Regions from separate parts of the Homo sapiens genome. Here region 2 is linked to region 1. A link is a contact called in ENCODE Hi-C or POLR2A ChIA-PET data. All regions are on one chromosome and are shown on one strand. The core of a region is the stretch at or near the end of the contact, and the rest is flanking DNA. Distances in the headings are between cores, read along the strand shown.

Region 1 (5,708 bases), core at 236-2,735:
TGTTCCTAATTACCAGGGGAAATTTCAGAAGAGTGTGATGGCCTCTATGACGCTTAATTCTAACACTCAACACTCAATTCACTAATTCACTGGTCAGTACAGATAAATAACAAATAATTTTTCTTTCAACTTGATAGATATCAACCGTTTCTATTGGGTTGAATCTACCATGATATAGTGCAGATTTGGGTCTGTAAAATCTTGCACGGGCTCCATTATCTTCCTAAACTATTCCAGGGGTGCTGTATTCCACCGGCTCTGGGTTAGAACGTTCCCAACCGCAGTGATTTGTGACTTCAAAGAACACCCTCGAGAAGGGGTTCCAAAGGTTTTCAGGCTTTAGGGGAGCAACGCGGAATAACCAAATTCTGCATGGATCGGAGTGACGACCCCGATAAGCTAGTTTTTAGAAGCAGGAAGACTCCCCTCTGGGGCAGCCAAGTAGGTAGCACTAGGCTGGGGGGCAAAGAGGCAGGTACCGTTTCCTTCCTGGGGCCCGCAGGTGCAGTCGGCCCCCAGCTCCGCCGACACCTCCACCGCCCTCTGCAGCAGGTAGCGCGCTCGCTTGCGCGTCAGGGCGTCCGCCTGGCCCAGCCCCGCCTGCACCGTCCTCCAGAAGCGCCAGCAGCGCCGGGCGTCCGGGCCCGCCTCGCGCGCGCCGCGGGCGCGGTCGCCGCCGGGCTCGGGCAACAGCTTCTCGGCCAGGGCGCTCAGGACCAGCAGCTTCTCCTCTACGCGGCCGGACCCCAGGGACGCCCCAGGCGCGGCCAGCCCGCCCCACACGGCCCGCAGCGCCGCCCCGCCACATTGGACCAGCACTGGCAGCAGTCGCCCGGCCACCAGCGCCGCCGCGTCCTCGGCAGGCCCGGCCTCATCCCCGTCCCCGCCCCCGCCCAGCGCCAGGGCGACGGCGGTCCCCGCCACGCGCTCCAGTAGCGGCCCGTCCTCGCGGGGCCGCAAACATGGCCCGACGGCTGCTAGCACTTCCACGGCAGCCTCGGCGCCAGGCGCGCGCCACCCGGCGAGCAGATCGCGCAGCGCCTCCTCAGCCAGCGCGGCCGCCAGCTGCGGACGCCCGGCCAGGCGGACGCACGAGCGCAGGGCCGCGCCCGCCGCCCTCAGCACGCGCCGGCGGTGGCGAGGCTGCAGACTGGGGTCCGGGCCGCCCGCGGGGCGTCCGCGCAGGCTCCGCAGCAGTGGCACGAGGTACCCTGCAGCCACCTCGCGCGCCGCCTCCGGGAGCGCGCCTGCGCCCCCGCTGCCGCGCGCCTCCTCGTCCTCGAGCCGCTGCAGAAGGAAGCGCAGCGTCTCCACGCGCTCCGCGGATGCCTCCCCTTGGCACAGCGCCCCAAGCAGGGCCCGGGGGTCCCGGCTCTGCGAGAGCAGCGCTTCCGCGAGCACCCACTCCATTTGCCGAGCGCCCGCGCCACCGGCCCGGGCTCCCAAAGGAAGGCGCCGGCGTGTGCGATGCGTGCGCACAGGACCGGCCGGCCCCTACGTGCGCGTGCGCCGACGGAGCCGGGCGCGCGGCCGCAGAGAGGGGGATCCCAGCCCGGCTTGGTGCAGCTCAGCTTCCCTTGGGTTCCTGCCACCAACCCTGCCTAGATAGAACCCACCTGGTCTCTTATTTTTAGGAGAAACGAGGCCTTCGTTAAAAGTTAATGTAGTATCTACACCAGCTTCATCGATTCCTGATTGGAGGTTGGTCTGCCCAGGACCCTAAATCAGGCGTGCCTGTGAGCATAAACCAGTTCACAGAAGGTGCACAGCAGAATCACTTTAGATTATTTTCCAAACGTTGCATGATGGGCACCATCCACAAAGAGACTGACACAGTAGGTCTGAAATTGGTTCTGGACATCTGCATTAAAAATAAGTCATGAAAACACAAGAATGATTTAGACGTAAGGCCAGGAGTGAGAAGTGTTACCGGTGGAGGGTGTCCAGGTCCAAGAATTGGACAAAGCGCACAAACAAAGCAAAGACAGAATGAAGCCACAAAAGCAGAGATTTATTGCAAAAGTACACTCCACAGGGTGGGGGCAGACCCAAGCAAGCCGCTCAAGGGGGGCTGGTTACAGAATTTTCTGGGGTTTAAATACCTATAGAGGTTTCAATTGGTTACTTGGTGTACACACTATGTAACTGAAGAGGATAAAATGAAGTTACAAAGTTATTTACTTGGTGTACTCCCTATGTAAATGAAGAGGATATTTCCTGTCATAGCTGAAGTGTTTCTATCTGATTTGGTTCTAGGGAGTTTTTGGATTCCCTGCCTCCAGGCCCTATTCTCCTGCCTTAGAGGTACCTATAGCAATGTGCTAGGATTCAGCTAAAACCAAGATGCCCACGCCAGCCCTCACAGCCAAGTGCCCAAGATGACTCCAGGATGCAGAGCCTCCTGCACAATGCATGTGCTCCCATGTGCAAACTCAAAAATAGTCCCTGTGTCTGTCTTTTCTGTATTTCTGACAGCATCCATTGCTAAATAGAGAAACAGAAAACCTCACCTCGGCATGCATGGTGTGGATTTGGTTCCTGGCTCAATTTGAGACAAACTAGATCAGTGACATAGGGTTTTCTTCGCTACTAAACACAAAGATCTGCCTCTTAGTCAATAGAGAAAACAGGGTCCCAACTTCAAAGAGCTTGACATATAATAACATAATGGATAAGACAAAAATTAGTTATTTAAATTTACAGTTATTTTTATATAAAGTTATCTGACTTTAAGGTTATCTGACATTACACAGGCAAGACTTTTTTCATATTTCAGTCATTCCGTTTTTCATTGACAAAATGCATAAATGTTTCTATTTTAAGCCCTTTTAACATGTCAGTAAATATCAATTACCTTCAACATAAAATGTGCAGAAAACTATTGTTTCTGTCAACATATATCTAACAAATATAAATGGGTAAATGTCTTGAGCACTTAACAAACGAAGATACACAAATGATAAGCACTTGGAAAAGTGTTCAACATCATTAGTCATCAGAGAAATGCAAATTAAACCCACAATGAGGTACCACTTCATACTGATGAGAATGGCTAACATGTAAAAGCTCGAAAACACTAAACGGCAAAGACCAAGGGTGTGGAGCAACTGGAATTCTCATACATTACTGGTGGGCATGAAAACGGTACAGTCACTTTAGAAACTGTTTCTCGTAAAGTTATAATATAGCTGCTTTATGATTCAGCGATTTCACCCCCAGGTAATTACCTAAAATAAATGAAAACATGTTTCAAAAAAAAAAGCTTGCAGAAGAATGTTTTTGACAACATTATTCGTTATAGCCAAAAGCTTATAACAACCTAGTAGGTGTTAGGTAACAACCTACATGTGCATCAAATTGAAGAATGAATAAAAAATTGTGATCTATCTATATAATAATGCTCCCAGCAATAAGACAATGAATTGCTAATCCGCTTTACATGGATAAGTCTCAGAAACAATATGTTAAACAAAGGAAGCCAGTCACAACGTTTACATCCTCGTGATTTCATTTATATGAAATCCAAGAAGAGACAAAAGTAATCTGAAGGATAGAAATGAGAACAGTAGTTGCATATAGGGAGTAGAGATTTGACTAGAATTGGGCACAAGGGAACTTTCTGGGGTGATGAAAATATTTTATGTTGATCAGGGTGTTGTTACACATTTGTCAAGACTCCTTGAACTGAACCCTTAAGATCTATGCATTTCGCTCTGCAGAAAGTTTACCTCAATCAGCCGGGCGCAGTGGCTCACACCTGTAATCCCAGCACTTTGGGAGGCCGAGGCCGGTGGATCATGAGGTCAGGAGATTGAGACCATCCTGGCCAACATGGTGAAACCCCATCTCTACTGAAATACAAAAAAATTAGCTGGGCATGGTGGTGCACGCCTGTAATCCCAGCTACTCGGGAGGCTGAGGCAGGAGAATTGCTTGAACCCAGGAGGCAGAGGTTGCAGTGAGCCAAGATCACACCACTGCACTCCAGCCTGGAGACAGAGTGAGACTTGGTCTCAAAAAAAAAAAAAAGAAAGTTTACCTCAATCTTGAAAAATGACTTATACCAAAAAACAAAACAAAACAAAACAAAACAAAAAAACAAGTTGGCCTATGTGTTTTATTCTCTGTTGCCTTCAGAGTAAAGCCTAACTGCAGAGCACAGCATTGAAGGCTTATTGGGATTGGGGAAAAGCCAGCTGGCCTCACAGCCTGACTCCCCCTTCTCTGCCCCAGGTCAGGCATGTGGAACTCTCCTTCTTACCCACAACATGTTTGCACTGTCTTCTCTCCCGGAATATTTCCCGCAACACCACTTTTCTGATTCACCAATGTGGGCAGCGATTCCTAATTGCCAGAGCTGCCCTTTTTCGTTCTTACCTGAATGGACTCTGTGGAGTATTTCCTATTTCTTGAAACACTATCTCACTCTGGTTTTCATCGATGACTTTGTCCTGTTCTTTCTTTTCTCTGCTTCCTCAGCTGTTTCTTCTCCCTTTCTTTCAGCATCTTATTTTTCCTCCTGACCTGTCCATAGTGATATTTCCAGGGTTTTATCTTCAGGTCTCTCTTCTCCTCACTCTGTAAATTTTCTCTGAATAACTTCATTAACACTATAGATCTGATTACCATTTACATGCTAATGATGAAAAAGTCTGTATCTCCAGCCTAGGTCTCTCTCCTGAGACTTATCCTTAGGAGATAGCTCGAAACCTATTTCTCCAACTGCCTACCACACGTCTTCATTTGAATATTATTCAGGACATCATTCTCAGTCTCCACTTTTACAAATCTAACTTCATTCCCTTCATCCCTTCACCCAGCATCATTACTCCCCACCGATGTTCTTCTTCCCAGGAATTCCCTGTTTAGGGAAATGGCCATCATTCCCAAGTTGCCCAAGTCAAAAACCTGGGAACCAATACACTTCCTACTTGATTCTCACATGCAATCACTCCTCAAAGTTTCCATGCAACTTTCTAAATCTCTCGGTGATCCCTCCTCTCTGTGCCCCACTAATACCTTACTTAGTTTTAGACCCTCCTCATTTCTTGCCAAGATAATAGCAATCACCACCTACCCCACTCCCAGCTATATCACATTTAAGTAACGCTTATCGAGTGAATAGCCATCTCCTACTCCTTTATGAAGACCCAAATTTCAAGGCATCTCTCTAAGAAGCCATTCCTAGTGCCCCTGGTCGTGTAATACATACTCCGTATTGGTACTAGGATGATCTTCCTAAAATTACATCATTGGCTACCCAGAGCCCTCAGAATCATGGTTGAGTTTCTTAGCATATCATCCAAGATGCCTCAAGATGGAATGCCTGCCTAATTCTCCATCTTCACACTCCTGACAAGCCCCATTTACACCTTAATTTTGAAGTCCCTAAAACATGTGTGCTCTCACTTTTCTTTGTGTTTTTTCAAAAAAAGCCCTTCTCTCTTTTGGAAAGCACTTACCCCTTCTCCACCTGACTTTTTTTTTCTTTCAAGACAAAGTTCAAATGTTATCTCTCCAGAAAGTCATTTCTTAATACCTTTCTCCTGCTGCTAACACCCCAGTTAAATTAGGTGACCCTCTTTCAAATTCCCCAAACATCCTGGCATGTCACCAACACAGCAATGGTCACACTGTGTTGCAATTGCAGGTTATTTCTCTGCCCCCTACTCCTCCTCTCTAAGCAATTTGAGGGCTAGGCATGGGGT
Region 2 (5,450 bases), core at 1,280-3,779, 530 kb after region 1:
TGGTATATTAGTCCGTTTTCACACTGCCAATAAAGACATACCTGAGACTGGGCAATTTACAAAAGAAAGAGGTTTAATGGACTCACAGTTCCACAAGGCTGGAGAGGCTTCACAATCATAGCAGAAGGCAAAGAGGAGCAAGTCACATCTTACGTGGATGGTGGCAGGCAAAGAGAGAATCTGTTCAGGGAAACTCCCATGTTTAAAACCATCAGATGTCGTGAGACTTACTCACTATCCCAAGAACAGCATGGAAAAGACCTGCCTCCATGATTCAATTACTTCCCACCGGGTTCCTCACATGACACTTAGGAATTGTGGGAGTTACAATTCGAGGTGAAATTTGGGTGGGGACACAGCCAAACCATATCACCTGGCTAATTTTTAAATCTTTGGTAGAGACAAAGTCTGACTAGCTGCCCAGGCTGGTCTCGAACTCGTGGGCTCAAATGATCCTCCCGCCGCAGCCTCCCAAAGTACTGAGATTACAGGAGTGAGCCACTGTGCCGGGCCTCATTCCACCTAATATGAGGTATCTAGAGTACTCAAATGCATAGAGAGAGAAAGTGGAAGAGTCGTTGCCAGGGGCTGAGGAGAGAGAGAAATAGAAGTTATTAATGGGTACAAAGTTTCAGTTCTGCAAGACAAAAAGAGCTCTAGAGATGGACGGTGGTGATGGTCACACAACATAGGAATATACTTAATGCCACTGAACTCTGCACTTAGATGAATAAACTGGTCAAGTCTATGTTATATATTTATCACAATTTTATAATTTTTTTTGAATTCCTTAACTTAATCATATTGGCAAAAACTTTCCCACGTAGCGTAACATTCACTGTTTTCCGGCGATTGGCACTTGATATCTTTGGGGCCACTATTCAGATGGCTACAGTCACTTAGGAGACTACTGCAGTGGTCCAGAGAAGAAGTGATGGAGGCATGAACTAGACCAGAGGCAGTGGGGATTCTAGAGCTGCCAAGGAGGCACTGCTGGTGGGAGCTGGGAACCGGGCAGGAAGAGTGATGCCTGGCACCCTGGTTTCTGGCTGGGGCAACTTGCAGAAACTCTCAGGAATGCTGAGAGAAGAGCAGATGGAGGGTGGGATCAAAGGGAAGACTGGTGTTGGGGAAGAGGTTGAGATGAGTTTTAGACACATTTGCAGGTGTCGACCAAAAGCTGGGCCACTGAGCAGAGACCTGCCTACATCTTGAGGCCCACACAAAGGTCTTGTCCCAAATAGGGGAGCCATGGCAGAGCAGGGATGCTATGGAGGGAGGAGGCAGCCACAGGCAGGGCTTGGGGATAGTCTGGAAAACAGAGAATGAGAGGAGTCAGGGCAAAGAGGCGAGGTCTGTGGAGGTGCCGCAGGAAGGCGTTGGGCGCTGGCTGCAACTGAGAGCTGGGAGCTCAGGAAGGCTCAGGTGGCTGGACCCGGCCAGGGGGCAGACGCGGAATAACAATGGCCTTCCGTGAGGGCAAGGCCATCTGTAGCAAAATGTCCACCCTCCATGCCAAGCCTCCCACCCAAACATCCCTTCTGATTTCCCATGCTATGAGGGCCTGAGCACCGGAGCCCTTGGAGAGAAGATCCATCGGAGGCGGAAAGGTGGGGGGACCCACGTGGCTCAGGTTAAACTTACACCTGGCTTTGCATGGAGAAGTCTTGGCAAACTTCTGAACAACAAATCAAGTTACAGATGGCTGAAACAAACGGTAGTTTCCCAGGAGCCGCTGAGACCATCAGCAGGAGGCCTGTAGACTTTCATCCAAGTCAGACTCAACCATATCTTTCTTTTTCCAATTTTTTAAAAATTGTAGTAAGTAAAATACACATAACAGAAAATTTACCATCTTAACCTTTTTTTTTTGAGACAGCGTCTCACTCTGTCACCCAGGCTGGAGTTCAGTGGTGCGATCTCAGCTCACTGCAAACTCCGTCTCTGGGTTTCAAGTGATTCTCCTGCCTCAGCCTCCCGAGTAGCTGGGATTACAGGTGCCCGCCACCATGCCTGGCTAATTTTTGTATTTTTAGTAGAGACAGGGTTTCACCATGTTAGCCAGACTGGTCTCAAAACTCCTGACCTCAAGTGATCAGCCCGCCTCCGCCACCCAAAGTGCTGGGATTACACGTGTCAGCCACCGTGCCTGGCCTCCATCGTAACCATTTTTAAGCACGTTGTTCAGTGGTGTGACATGCATTCCCACTGCTATACAGCCATCGCCGCTAACCATCTCCAGGCACTTTCATCTTGTAAAATTGAAACTCTGCACCCATTCAACAATAACTCCCCACGTCCCATTCCCCTCAACTATATCTTTTTAAAGTGCTTTTCCCAGTGAAGTTTCTAACATTGCTAAAGAACATAAAATATAAAAACATGGCCATGCAGCAGGGGCTTTTTACCCTGCAGAATGCCCACTAAACCGTTTCTGTATGTTTAATTTTTTTAACCAAGGAAGTAGGGGATGCCCAAGATTTGGTCCCCAAACCAGAAAGACTGTGGGTTCCTTGCATCAAGCCGGGGCTTTTAGTCAACTCTCCCATGGGGACTCTGTTGGCCCGCTCCACCTCGGGTGTTCCCCCGCCCCTGCCTTTTCCTCTCTCACCTCCCCCATCCACCCCTCTCAGCCTTGCAGTCGACCTGCCTCTCCTCTGGTTGCTCCGTTTGTAGGGAGGGTCTGCTTGAAGGGAGTTCCCATTCTCTCTCACCCAGAGTCAAGGCTCTTGACTCTATTGTACCTAAAAAGCTCCTGAGGAATTTGACAAGGCCCCACCCTCAGAGATATGGGGTGAAGCCCAGGAATCTGTATTTTTAACAAGCATCCCAGGTGATCCTGATACTTGCACACACCCCCACACACACCCACGCCGACTACCCACACACTTCCATGGCCCAGAAGTCTGCAGGACCCACAGCAGGTATTCGGGACTATTTGTTCAATCCACACCTGAGTCGTTGCACGATTATGCTCAAGTCCCTCGGAACACCTCGCCTGCCATCTGACAGCTTCCCATCCAGAAACCACACAGTACAGTAAAAAACAGAAAAAAGAAAGCCGTTAGACCCCAGTGAATGTTATTTTTAATGAAAGTGGTGCATTTTGACTCACAATGTTGAAACCAGATTATAAATGAGTCATCAGTGAATCGACCACAAAGAGCCTTTGCGGAGGTGATTTACAGGAGAGCTCTGATGTCTGCTGTCCCCTGCACACGCTTCACAGAGATGCTGTCAGACGCAGAGCTGGTCTGGGGCATCTGTTGCCGCGTCAGCTCAAAAGGATGCTGTGTTGTCACCAATGGGATTCCCCAGCCCAGGCGGTGTTGCGGTCCCACCCACACAAGGAAGGCGGCCATCACTGAATAATGCTTGTGGTTACATCATCATTGCTGGTTTCCAGGTAGTGACTAGCAGATACTGGAGAGAGACAGGCCATCTGCTCTTCCTGTGCGCCTCAGCTCCTCCCTCATACCCACATCCTCTCGCCTGGTCTTCTAGAAGCAGCCCCTATGCAGACAGACCAGCAGGACTGAAAGCTGGACAGACTCGAGCCGGAGAGCCAGGTGGAACAACCTGGCCAGAAAGAGTCTGGCCGCAAAGAGTCTGGCCACAGCCCCACTTTCCTCATCTCTAAAATGTCCACATGGCTGCCTGCCCTGCCCGGCTCAAGGGAATGTTGCAAGGCTCTCATGGAAACCATGCTTGTGAGGGTTTTGAGGACTATCATAGCCCGTCCCAAGGTCAGAGGACAGTAGAAAACAAAAAACTTGCTTTCAGAGGGTGCTTTCACCAGTCAGCAGCCTCTGCCCCGGGCAAAGCCAGACAACTAAAACGGAATGAATCCGCAGAGTAGGGTGGGGATGAAATTCTCCACCTCCAACCCAGAAAGGAAACGCCAATGCTCATGTTTCCCCTTAGAGAAACAGGCAATGTTTGAACAGGAACAACGACGCCAGAGGGTCAATCCACACACAGAACACTCCATCTCCATGCCGATGGGGGACTGACTGTCCTGCTGCTGAACTGCACCCCTGGGGCTCTCCAGGACACTCCACTGGTGGCCACACTCAGGAAAATAAAGAAAAACCTTCAAAAGGACCCTTCTGGCCATTCAGAGAATGCACAGGCCTGCTAGCTCCTGCTTGCCTGCTCAGAGCTGCCTCCACTGGGGCAGGAATCTGCAGCCAAGAAAATCCCTGACAACCCCAGGGACAGAAGGGTCAGTCTGGGGGACCATCGACCAACCCAGCAACCCAGATTAGACTGCTCCACCAGGAACTCTGTGTCCAGAGAGCAGGATCTGCCACAAGCAAAACTAGGCCTCATTTACTATTCCACAATAGCAACTAGAAAGCATGTGACCCAGAAAACCTTCAAAGAAGGCCAGAAATTCATTAAATCTGAAAAGAAGGGAAGAAGGGCGGGGGAGAGGAAAACACTGCTTAGCAAAGCCAACTGAATCCCTCTTCCATACATCACAGATGCAGGACCAGTCTCAGCATTCAAGAGGAAGAGAAAAATGAAAACAAAAACCAATCTGGAGTTGAATGTCAGCCTTCCCCTCACTGGTTCTGGGTCCTTTGGAAGGCCATATTGTCCCCGGACCTCTCTTGCTTCAGTGGCCTTCCTGCCAGGATTGCCATAAGGATTAAATGGACTCATATATGTGTTGTACCTATACAGTACCTGCAACACAGTAAATATCCAATAAATGTTGGTTTCTTGCTACAAGAAATTGTAAAATATGGGCACAAATTCCTCCTACTTTGTTAAGCACATCCCTTGGCAATGACTTAGCTGCTACTCCCATCAAGAGTTGTGGTCTATGTCCCTACCCCTTGAATCTGGGCTAGCCTGGGACTTGCCTCAACCAGTAGAATTTAACAAAAGTTACAGTGTGTGACTTCCAAGGCTAGCCCTTGCCGCTTCCACTTTTGCCCTCTTGGAATGTGGCCCAGAGACAACCATCTAAGGAAGCTGATCTAGGCCACTGGAAGAGGGGTGGGCAGATGGAGAAGTGATGTCCCCCAACCAGCTGCCAGTCACATGAGAGAGGCCATCTCAGATCTTCCGGCCCAGCTGAGCATTCAACTAAATGCAGTCACATTAGTGAGCCCAAGCAAAACCGGCAGAACTGTCCAGACAACTCATAAAATCAGGAAAACAATCAATTCTTGTTTTTTTTGTTTGTGTTTTGAGATGGAGTCTCTGTTGTAAGGCTGGAGTACAGTGGTGCTGTCTTGGCTCACTGCAACCTCTGCCTCCTGGGCTCAAGCGATTCTCCTGCCTCAGCCTCCTGAGTAGCTGGGACTACAGGTGCCCGCCACCACGCTCGGCTAATTTTTTATATTTTTAGTAGAGATGGGGTTTCATCATGTTGGCAAGTATGGTCTCAATCGCTTGACCTCGTGATCCACCCACCTCGGCCTCCCAAAGTGCTGGGA

Evidence for each region. A loop is a pair of places that touch in the nucleus more often than their neighbours do. ChIA-PET counts read pairs that join two places held with the same protein, here RNA polymerase II (POLR2A). Pooled maps may share reads with other maps.
Region 2: a pooled map shows a loop between it and region 1 (3-fold over the local background). The contact joins the enhancer-like site here to the promoter of TARBP1 in region 1. A Hi-C loop is called at or near these places in 1 of 168 maps with a recorded cell type or tissue (naive thymus-derived CD4-positive, alpha-beta T cell) and 9 of 50 pooled maps. POLR2A ChIA-PET finds 5 or more read pairs at or near these places in 6 of 52 experiments (CD4-positive, alpha-beta T cell, MCF 10A, activated CD4-positive, alpha-beta memory T cell and 2 more).

The regions. Positions count from the first base shown.
Region 1 is chr1:234,477,694-234,483,401 of GRCh38, forward strand. TARBP1 (tRNA guanosine 2 -O-methyltransferase TARBP1) reads right to left here and starts at 1,486. Exons shown (of 30, transcript NM_005646.4): 1 at 480-1,486. The coding sequence starts at 1,410. RefSeq lists silencers at 583-1,382, 1,413-1,602.
Region 2 is chr1:235,008,727-235,014,176 of GRCh38, forward strand. No RefSeq gene overlaps it. Among named protein-coding and RNA genes, the nearest start is that of LINC03108, 31 kb to the left of the region's middle. RefSeq lists enhancers at 2,988-3,577, 3,176-3,470, 3,421-3,921, 3,588-3,657, 3,868-4,047. Within about 2 kb of position 2,530, at least 26 of the 41 ENCODE cell types and tissues checked have a DNase peak (open chromatin) inside an H3K27ac peak, as active enhancers do; they include CD4-positive, alpha-beta T cell, where a contact is called at or near this core.